Regions from separate parts of the Homo sapiens genome. Here region 2 is linked to region 1. The links are chromatin loops, found by intact Hi-C in ENCODE. Cell type or tissue: GM12878. All regions are shown on one strand. Each heading gives the region's core, and the rest is flanking DNA. Links, peaks and the distances in the headings are about the cores only. Region 1 has its middle 67 kb from the start of EDN1. Region 2 overlaps HIVEP1 (HIVEP zinc finger 1).

Region 1 (5,389 bases), core at 283-5,282:
ATACCCAAGAGGCAGAGCTTACTCTCTCACTCTCTGTCTGAGAATGGGTTTACCATTCTTGTGATTGCCCCTTGCATTCTGCTTTTCTGCCTCCAGTAATGTTTGGTATTTGATAATTTAGGGAAAAAGGACCACCAGCTATGCACTTGGACAATTATGAAATAAATGCTGTTTAGGGCATGCAAAGGTTTTATAAATTCTAGCCGGTGATCAGCTCCCAACCCAACGAATGCATTTCAATTGTGTTTATCTTTGCTTGCATATCTAGAAACAAGACATAAACACAGTTATCAACCATTTGGCACCTTTTAAATGGACACAATCATCCACTGTCTAACTTGTAGTGCTATTAAAGTTTGATGTGCAGTTGTAAGAAGCTCTGTTGTCTTCCTTTAATGGCACCAAATCAGGTACAGTCAAATGTTTGCAGACAAGATGCCAGCCAAACCTTAAAGCTGCAAAGGCTCAATCTACCTGGCCAGAAAGTGGTGGCCCCACCCGTTTCTCTATATGCATCCTAATTGTCTCTTTCATAAGTCTCCTGGAGGGCATGTGTATGAATACATTAAACATGTCTAGAAGATAATAAGTGGGGTTTAAGTAGTCTCAACTTTAGCCTTTTTGACTCAAAATATCCCAGACCTGGCAATGGAATGAGCGGGATTATCTGCCTTTTTGTTTCACGGCAGTCCAGTCATTCTGAATGTTACCTTTGGTGTTGCTCAAACACCAGGCATTTCACATGCCCTCAGCTAACAGAATAGCTGAGTATGACTGTCAGTTTCTCCCTTAGGTGGTCACTCAGTCCCAAATTTCCCATTTCTATGACTAATACCAGCATATTTAATATGACGTTGAACACCTTGACCTCCTTTATCTTCTCTTTCTCATGTTCATTACTACCATTACTAATTGTACCTGCTTACTACCACCCACAATTTGGTACATGTCTGGATTGGGAAAGCAGCCTCCTAATCATTTCTGTACATCCAGCTTTCCTCTCTGCTTTCTGCACAGCTGCCAGAACAAGCTCCTGCATATGCTGTTTGTAGCACATCCAGCGATTCATTACCAAAAACTAGAGCCTATTACTTAAGGTCTCCAACAACTGGTTTTCTTTTTAACTTCTCTCTTTCCCCTGTTATTTTCTCCTTTCTGTATCCAACTCAGTGTGCTTTCACCTCACTTCATAAGTGTTGCAAGATGTTTGCCCTTACATTTTTGCATGAATCTTTGCACCAGTCTGGGTGTTCGCTTGTCTTTTCTCTCTGCATCTCTCAAGACCTGAGCTCATCATCCACGAAACCACTCTCCTTTAATTAGGCTACCATTCTGATTACTTCTTCATTTTGCTTTCCTTGTCCCCTGTAAGTTTTTAGTCTATTGAAATTTGAGTCAAAATTAAGTAATTTTGAACCCAACGATGTTTTGTTTTATAATTATTCACAGCATGCTTCCAGTGCATTTGGAATGTACCTCAACCAAACTTTGGAATATACCTCCACCATATACATGATTAAAAACTTCTTAAAGTCACAGAATATGTCATCTACTGTTTTTTATACTACCCATATACCATGCTTCTATTCAGCCTTCGTGCAACAAATGCTCATGAGCATATAGGGGCTGCAGATACAGCAGGAGTGAGAAAGATAGGACTAGTTCTTGCCCTCAAGAGCTAGTGGGGAGTGGGCTCATCCAATTAATATCTCTGAGACACAAAGGGAATATTAGGCATGTGATTTCCAAAGGAACAAAAAGAGCATGTGCGATAACTTCACAAGCAGGAGCCAAAACAAATTCTGCATCATACCTAATGGCAAGAGAAATGAGAAAATTGCATCCAAGTATTTATTTTGAACAGCTGTGGGATGCAACAGTACAATTAGAAAATCACATGTCAGGCACTGGACACAGGCATCTGCCAGATTCTGTTGTCCTCCTATAGCCTCTCAAAATAGTAGGACCAGCGTCTGAGGGGTGTGGGGGCTGAAAATACTCTACATTTTGATCTGGGTTGTGGCTACATGGGTGTGTATATATGCAAAAAGTCAAGCCAGGTGCGATGGCATAAACCTGTAGTTCCAGCTAGGTTGCCCAGGCCGGTCTTGAACTCTTGGGCTCAAGGATCCCTTGAGGATCACTTCAGCCCAAGCGTTCAAGACCGGCCTGGGCAACATAGTAAGACCTCATCTCAAAAACAAGCAATCAAACAAATTCATCAAACTGTACCAATGTTATACCTCAACAAAAACTTTTTTAGGTTGAAAAAAAATGGTAAGAAGGGAAAAAAGCACACACTTTGCTTTGGCCATGCCTTCTTATTTATTTTTATTTTTATTTTGTGGGCATGAAGTGAGCATGAAGCCATCTGAATGAATTCTTGTCTCCTCCTGGGCATGTGAGCCTTGGGGTGAGTCAGCGAGTCTTAGAATGCTGAAGGGTTGGTATAAAGCAACCTTCAACCTGAAGAACAATAAACTCTGGCTATACCTTAGAACCACTTGGATGGAGCATCTCAAAAGAAATACCATTGCGTGATCCCCCATCCTCAGAGATCAGATTCAGCTGGTCTGGGATGGGGCCCTGTATCAGTATTTAGAAAAGATGCCACAGGTGTTTTTAATATGCAGTGAGAAATCCAAACCCCTAGTGAGCTCCATTCCCTCTATATAGAGTTAAGGAAATGGAACGTCACAATGGTTAAGTGATTTGCCGACGGCGATGCCGCTGGGTGCTCATCTCACCGTCTAGGGAGGATGTCCAGTCTACCCATGCCTGGAAGAACCACTGGCCTGACGTTACAAAAGAGGAAGTGATCCAAGCCTAGAATCAAATTCAGATGTTCTGATTCTTAACCTCTAGTTTGTTTCACTTCATCTCCCTCAAACGGAGGCATTATTATTGCTAAGAGATTTTGAAATAAAAATTGCAGCTATTGCTTTAAGCTAACTTTGAACTTGTTAAAGCAAGCCCACTGACTGGAAACATTAGAAAGAAACCAGGAGGGTGAAATTTACTCTTTCTGTTTTGTTTTGTTTTGCTTGAGACAAAGTCTCCCTCTATTGCCCAGGCTGGGACCCCAGGCATGTGATGCACCACCACATCTGGCTTTTTTTGTTTGTTTGTTTGTTTTTTAAGACAGAGTCTCACTTTGTCACCCAGGCTGAAGTGCAGTGGTACAATCTCAGCTCACTGCAACCTCCAACTCCCGGTTCAAGTGGTTCTCATGCCTCAGCCTCCTGAGTAGCTGGGATTACAGGCATGTACCACCACGACCAACTAATTTTTTCTATTTTTAGTAGAGATGGGGTTTCACTATGTTGGCCAGGCTGGTCGCAAACTCCTGTCCGCAAGTGATCTGCCTGCCTTGGCCCCCCAAATTGCTGGGATTACAAGTGTGAGCCACTGCACCTGGCTTAAAAAAAGAATTTGTAGAGACGGGATCTCACTATATTGCCCAGGCTGGTCTCAAACTCCTGGGCTCAAGTGATCCTCCCACCTTGGCCTCCCAAATTGTTGGGATTATGGACATGAGCCACCGCACCTGGCCAGTTTTTTCTTGATATGAATAAACAATGTTGATGACCCTCCCGGGCCCTATTCCCCATTCCCTTCTTCCCCAGTCTGTCCCTGTCTCCCCGTTGAGAAAATCTGTCACTTGGGTTAATACTTCTGACTCAACAGACTTCATGGCATCGCTCTGGCGCACTTCCACATTAAAATTTATAATAATTCAAGATTCCAGAAAAATGAGCAAAAAATTAGTCAGAAAAAGACTAGTGAAGAAACTGATGTATCTTAAAACATCCATTTGAGAAAAGGCTTCATCAGATCTTTGCAAGCTGGCTTAAGACTTTAAGACCGCTAGGCAATATACGCACTGCCCAATTGACTTGCCCTTAGGCCTCTCTGTAATGATAACTTGAAACCTATGTGCAACTTGTAAGACATTGAATAAATGTCTGTTTTAATGGCCTCTTTTCTGTCCACAGGAAATTTATTAGTGAGATCACCATTTAGAAGCAAATGTAAACAACCTTCTCAGAAATCTCTCAACCAAATGCACTGAACATAGCTCATTTGCTTACTGCTTTTTATCATTTTCTTTTTTTTTTTTTGAGATAATCAGGGACATTTCTGCATTCATATGTGATGACTTTTTAAAAAATATCACTTTGGGTCTGGAGAGTCATATAAGTTTTAGCTGGATGATCATTCTGTTTTTAAAAAAAGGACACAGTATATTCACATAAAAAAAGGAAAGTACATCTATAAGGTTCCGTGTCAATATGGTTGGATAATAGTACATAGATAAGAGATTCGTTTAGACTAGACCTAACCTTATTTCAGGGTTGGCCAACATGGGAATTAAGTTACAGTAGAGCCCTGGTGCTGAATAATACTCCAAATACAGCTCTGGTCTGTTGTAGAGAAGCGATACCATGGAGAATATTTCTCTATGTGCCCTCATCCTTCCTTTCTGACTTAGAGGAACAGTTGTTTCACTTTCCTTTCCAAAGCTAGACTTCTCATTTTTATTCTCTATCCTCTTGCCATCCTGCCTCCTCCAGGAACTTGTTATCTCATTCATCTCCTTTCTTTATCCTCTTCAATTTTTTTACCTCCGTTGAGGCTTTAATCTCTGCTGAAGACCTGAACAATCTACTTTTCTTTGAAGAAAAAGAAAACAAACAGAAACACATACCAAATTGATAAGCTGATGGGTGATCGTGGTGACCCTTCAAGCTTTCATTCATTTAATCCCTTTCATTTGATCCCAAATATCTAAACCAACTTGTCCAAGCTCTCTGAGTTCTCCACATCCTTTCCTATCAGTGACTGCTCTTTTCTTAAAATTCTCTTTTCTCTTAGTCTCTGGATCATGTCACAATTCTGGTTCTCATCCTTCCCTTGACTACTTTACATTTTCTTTATTGGCATTTTCTTCTCTTCCCACCTCCTAAATGCAAAGATCACTCTTTTGTCTCTTTTAATAGAGATGAGCTCTCACTCTGTCATCCAGGCTGTAATGCAGTGGCACAATCAGAGCTCATTGCAGCCTTGGACTCCTGGGCTCAAGCGATCCTCTTGCCTCAGCCTCTGGAGTAACTGGGACTATAGGCACATGCCACATGCTAGCTAAGTTTTCTTTTAATTTGTAGAGATGAGATCTCACTCTATTGCCCAGTCTAGTCTCAAAATCTTGGCCTTAAGCGATCGTCCTGCCTTGGCTTCCCAAAATGCTCGGATAACAGCTGTGAGCCACCACCTCTGGCCCAGGGATCACCCTAGATTTTACTTTTGTCTTTTTACATACTCTTCACCCAAGAACTCATTCATTCTCATAATTTCTACTGTCCTCTCTTAGTGGCATGACTTTCAAGAC
Region 2 (5,389 bases), core at 194-5,193, 300 kb before region 1:
AAGAAAATTTTACCAAGCATGCATGTATGCATGTAAATATCTATGTAAGTATGTACATATGTATTGATTTAGTACCTTGCTCTGTGTAGTTAACAGCTGCTTTATGTGAGACGCATAGACATAGACATTCATGCTTACTTTTTTTTTTTTCTTTTTTGGAGACAGAGTGTCACTCTGTTTGTTGCCCAGGCTGGAGTGCAGTGACACAATCTTGGCTCACTGCAACCTCCACCTCCCAGGTTCAAGCAATTCTCCTGCCTTAGCCTCCCAAATAGCTGAACATTATATTGTTCACCAGTAGTATCTTGTTCCAGGCTATTTCAATTGGAATTATTATTATTAGACCATCACATGTTTATAACCACTTACAGAATTTGATACCACTGTACCTAGCTAATTTTTGTATTTTTAGAAGAGATGGGGTTTTGCCATGTTGGCCAGGCTGGTCTCCAACTCCTGACCTCAAGTGATCCACCTGCCTCGGCCTCCCAAAGTGCTGGAATTACAGGCGTGAGCCACTGCGCCCAGCCAACATTCATACTTTCTTATCCTACATTTTTTGGGGGGCGGGGTACAGAGGTTGGGTGGGGATTCCCGCTAAACATTTAGAACCAACAGCAATGAATAATTTGAGTAATTTGTAATGTGATTGTGTTATTGTGTTATCTAGAACACTATACTCTAACCCTAAACCTCAAGATAAAGGCTTAGATTCCTTTCACGTTACTGTGTCCATGATCTTGACTGCTTCTTCTGCCACATCCCTCCGGTGGTGCTCCCTGCATTGCCACCTACCTGGGGTTCTCCTCGCCTACTGTGCTGTTTCTAACCATCATGCTTTTCCCTGAATCTCTTGAGTCTTTTTCTGCTGTGGACTGAAACTTGATCCTGAGATTCACCTCTAGTCCCTCTGGGCAGCCTCCTGGAATACTCAGCTGGGATGGGTTGGGGCTGCTTGAGGTACAGCTCCCACTGCCTCTGAGTGGCCCTCCATGAAAATGCCTCATGTCTCTGTGTCCCTAAACTGTAGGGTACGTAGCACATTGGTAGATACTTAGTAAATGTTTTGCTGAAGAATTCAAGTTTTTAAATTGCCCTTTTCATTGGACAACTAAAAAATGTGTATGCATATACATGTATACATATATATGTACTTTTTAATGTTCTAATTCTCTTGTATTGTTTTTCATGTAAACATAACTGTTTTGGATTTCAATTGATTTCGAATACATGTTTTGGAGAATATTAAACCCACCACGTTTATATTGTTCACCAGTAGTATCTTGTTCCAAGCTATTTCAATTGGAATTCTTTTTATTAGACCATCACATGTTTATAACCACTTACAGAATTTGATACTTTGGTGCATCCCATGGATTAAAACATACTTTAAAATCTGACATCTATATATTAAACAGTTATTGTAAGCATGATTTTGTTAATGGGGATTTACATCTGCTTTCCAATCTCTGTAGCCATATGAAGTGTAACTAGCCATTATATTTGCTTCTTTAAATATATATCTGGGAAATAAAACTTCAGACAATTACAGTATAAACTAAACCTGATAACAATTGAATAATGAATGATAATCTGTTCAGTTTTTCCCTCCTGTAGAATTAGATAGTTGATGATTTGGTTTAAAAGTAAAAATATTTTTTAAAACCTTGACTTTTCTAAATAAATGAGAATCTGCAAAAGAAACAATGCATATTAAGTACTGATTGTTTCTTGACTGTCATAATGGATGGCCTCTCTCTCTCTGTCGTTTTTAAGAAAGCCAAATTACAGGATAGTTAATATCTTAAAGGACTCTTATCTCAAATACTAGGATGCTGAGACATAAAGGGGGCTTGCTGAGATACTGTGTCAGTAAATGAAACTCAGCAAATCATAATCATCTTTGGATTCTCAGTCATGTTATGTAAGTGGTCACACAGATGGATTTTTAACTCTGATTTTCCTAAGTTGCTTTCCTGGCCATTAAACGGTTGGGAAGGTACTCTCGGATGCAGAATAAGAAGAATGCATTACTGTGACTTTAAGAAGGAAATTAAGTAGGGAGGGAAAATGGGGATGTTGTGACTGCTGACATTTGTGGCCTCCTTTCATTTGCGTAAGAGATGGACTGGCTTCTCTGTGGCTGCGGTTGCCATGGAGAGGTAGTGGGGGAGGACTTCCAGGAGGCAGCCCATGAGCGAGAGTCTGCCTTAGAGCTGCTCCTAGATGTGACGTGAAGGGGCAGGGAGCTCAGGTGTGCCGCGGCGGCACAGATAATGGGGATGGCCGACCTGTCATGGCTGGTAACGTGACTGTGCACATACCCCTGGGTGTGACGGATGTGTTTGTGCAAGTGCCTGTGGATTCTCTATGTGAAATGAAAGGATTGTAATGTTGTGTGTGTTCCCACCCTTTGATGCGATTTCCTACACTTGATGTGATTTGATGAAAAGAGTTTAAACAATTAAACCAAATGTACACCCTGGTTATAAAAAGAGACTAACTTCAATTGGCACGTTTGCATATAGGTAAATGACATCAATAGCAGGTCAAATAAATTACTGTGGGACTAATACACTCAGAAAAATCTAATATGGTAGGTTAAACTGTAACCAGAAATGACTGTGTTACTAACCTGGTATCATTGTTATACAGATATTACAGAGTGGTGTAGCTGGCTAATAGAAGAAAAACGAAACAATGAAAGTTAGAAGATTTTTTTCTGCATAAAATGTAGAAGAAAATCACTTGCATGTTTTGTAGATAAAATGCTTATATCTGAAGAGATGAATTTTGAGAATTTTGATCATTGTTATAGTATATTTTATTGGAAATACTTTTATATCAAATAGAAAATTGCTAACAAGTTTATAGTATGATCATTTTATGGCTTTTGTTGACATAAGTGGTAAATTGAATATGAAAATTATATTTGTCTTTTGTTTTCTTGTGGATATCATTGTGGATATTGCCTTTGTTTAAAAATAAATGTGATTGGTAATTTTAACTTAAACACCAAGCTACAGTTTAAAAAAAATTTCTAAGTAAAAATCTATTTCTCGTGAGGAAATCCTATGATGTATTAAATTTACCAAATATAAAGAAACTTACTTGACTTCTTAGTTTTCTGATGAAATTTGAATGAGAGCCAAGTATTAATATTGTTTTATAGTAGAGTCAAAAATAGTTTAGGTGAAATAATACATTGTCAGTTTGTTAGTCATTGACTGCTTAATGCATATTACAACTTATTTAAAGAATAACTAGTTGCCTAAGTCAAATCTGTGAAATGAATGCCAAATCTTTTCTTTTTAAAAGTATAGTGTTAGGTAAAATCTAGGTGATGGTGTTACATAGTGCCACTGAACAAATTTGTAGAATGTTCAGATTTACTTAGAATTTACTTAGAAATTATTACATTAAGTTAAAATATTTCAGAAATTACTTAATACATGTTAGAGATTATATATATAAAACTATTCCTTTAATGATAACCTTATTTGGCTTCCTAAACCTTCCATTTCTTTTTTATTTGGAATATTGTATAGTAAGTCTAAATTTCTTTACCTTTTGAGTACGATATTTAAATGTATAAACATTTATGAGTTATTAGATACAGATATTGATGTAATTAAACATTTCATTATTTTTCTTAATTTTTAAATTAATTCTAAGTTACATCTATTCAGCAAGGAAGCCAAAATTGGTTTTCTTTTTTTCAATTGCTCGTGCAAGTCAAAAGGCTATGGGGAATAAAATATTTGAGTATTTGTTAGACAATAAGAAGTAATCTTTAATGAGTGCCAGCTACATGCCGAGTGCTACTCTAAATATTCTTATTCTTGTTTTTTCTGAATCTCATGCAACTTTGTGAGGTAGGTACCATTTTCTCACCCATTACAGATGAGGTAACTGAGGTTTGGCTTATAAGTAACTTGCTCAATGTCATAAAGATAAGAAAGGGATAGACCAGGATTTGAACTGAGAGAAGTTTCTAACACCCACACGTTACTGTCATTTTGCGTATTGAAAGTATAGTGTAGTCTGGCATAGTGGGAAAAGCTTTCTGTTCAGGTGTCCTGGGATGGAATCCCAGCTTTCCTTGTCTTAGCTGAGTGACCGAAGTTACGCCTCTTCATGCCTTAGTTTTCTCACAGGTACTTACTAGAAGAATACATGTGAGTACTTTCATTCTTGTGCTAAATGTGAAGACTCCCCTGTTAGTAGTAGTTATTGCTAACACGTATCATTATTCATGATTTAAAAATATAATATGCTAATCTAAATTATGTTTTACTCTTTTTGGAAATAGTTAATAGAATAAAAGGAGGAATAAAGAGGATATGATTAAAGTAATATTGAATGCTTTTCAGTTATCATTAAAATATTTATTGATTTCTAGCAGAGTTTTTCAACCTCAGCTCCATTTATGATTTGGCCTAGATAATTCTTTGTCTTGGGCACTGTCCTGTGTGTCACGGGATATTTGACAGACTCCCTGGCCTGTACCCACTAGATGCCAATTGCAGTCTTCCTCCCTCAGTTGTAAACCAAGATGTCTCCAGGCATTTCCAAATGCCTTTTGGGGGGCAAAATCACCCCAACCTAAAAACCACTAGTGGAGTTATATGGCATTAAACAAGATTGGGATGAGGACATTGGTGGAAAGTGGGGAGGGAGGAGCTGGCTCATGTTGGCAGGTGTGGCTGCACGTGGAAGGTGGGTTGGAAGGCAGGGAAGGGCAGGAGCAGATGCCATGCAGAGGACTGCAAAGAGGCAGAGGCAGATGTCTTGGGGAGAGAAGGGGCTTGGATCTGGGTGGCTGAAGTGGGCAGCTTGGAGAGGTTTTTGGAGGAAGAATCAGAGGACTTGGGGATTGCCAGAGTATTACACATTTGACAGCACTTAATAAAGAACAGTGAAGGTTTTGAGAGGTGGTCACTGGGCAGTCTGCAAGACTGACTCTCCAACCAAGTGAAACCTCTTGTGTACCAGCTTCACCATGCATGAGATTCACATATGTTTCTTAGTGGTAAAAATCATTGCATGTCCTAGACCTTCCTGAGCACTGCAAACCTTGGGTCTTAAGTTTGGGACTGCCAAGTGACTCCCATATTTAAAACTTCCATGATTTGCCTTGGTTTGAAGATTAGGTGTGATCTTGGAAAATGAGAGACCTCAGATTTTGGCAAGGAACATGCCTTGGTATAATATATAATATTCCCTCTTCCTGGATTCTTGCCAGGTTGCTTGCTCCTACCCAGGTTTCTGGCCTTGACCCTAGAGCTTTCTTCTCTAATGCATCTACTTGTAAACTAAATAATTCATTGGACACCAAATAAATTTTTTTTAATGTATTGTGACTCAGTGTTTTTGAGTCACAATTTTG

The links. Hi-C counts contacts between places; a loop is a spot of excess contacts. Peaks named below come from ENCODE experiments on the same cell type or tissue, not always from the same donor. Only the 100,000 strongest peaks of a DNase experiment are listed, where the experiment ranks them.
Region 2: it touches region 1 in a loop (3-fold over the local background); 1 of 110 quality-filtered maps calls a loop at or near these places.

What each region holds. Positions count from the first base shown.
Region 1 is chr6:12,354,752-12,360,140 of GRCh38, forward strand. No RefSeq gene overlaps it. Among named protein-coding and RNA genes, the nearest start is that of EDN1, 67 kb to the left of the region's middle. In GM12878, for the core only: a CTCF peak has its summit at 3,058; DNase peaks (open chromatin) are centred at 780 and 2,830; H3K4me3 peaks cover 763 bases; H3K27ac peaks cover 2,998 bases.
Region 2 is chr6:12,058,808-12,064,196 of GRCh38, forward strand. The region is part of intron 2 of HIVEP1 (HIVEP zinc finger 1); the gene reads left to right. Among named protein-coding and RNA genes, the nearest start is that of HIVEP1, 49 kb to the left of the region's middle. In GM12878, for the core only: no CTCF peak of the experiment used is centred there; a DNase peak (open chromatin) is centred at 2,164; H3K4me3 peaks cover 1,490 bases; H3K27ac peaks cover 3,442 bases.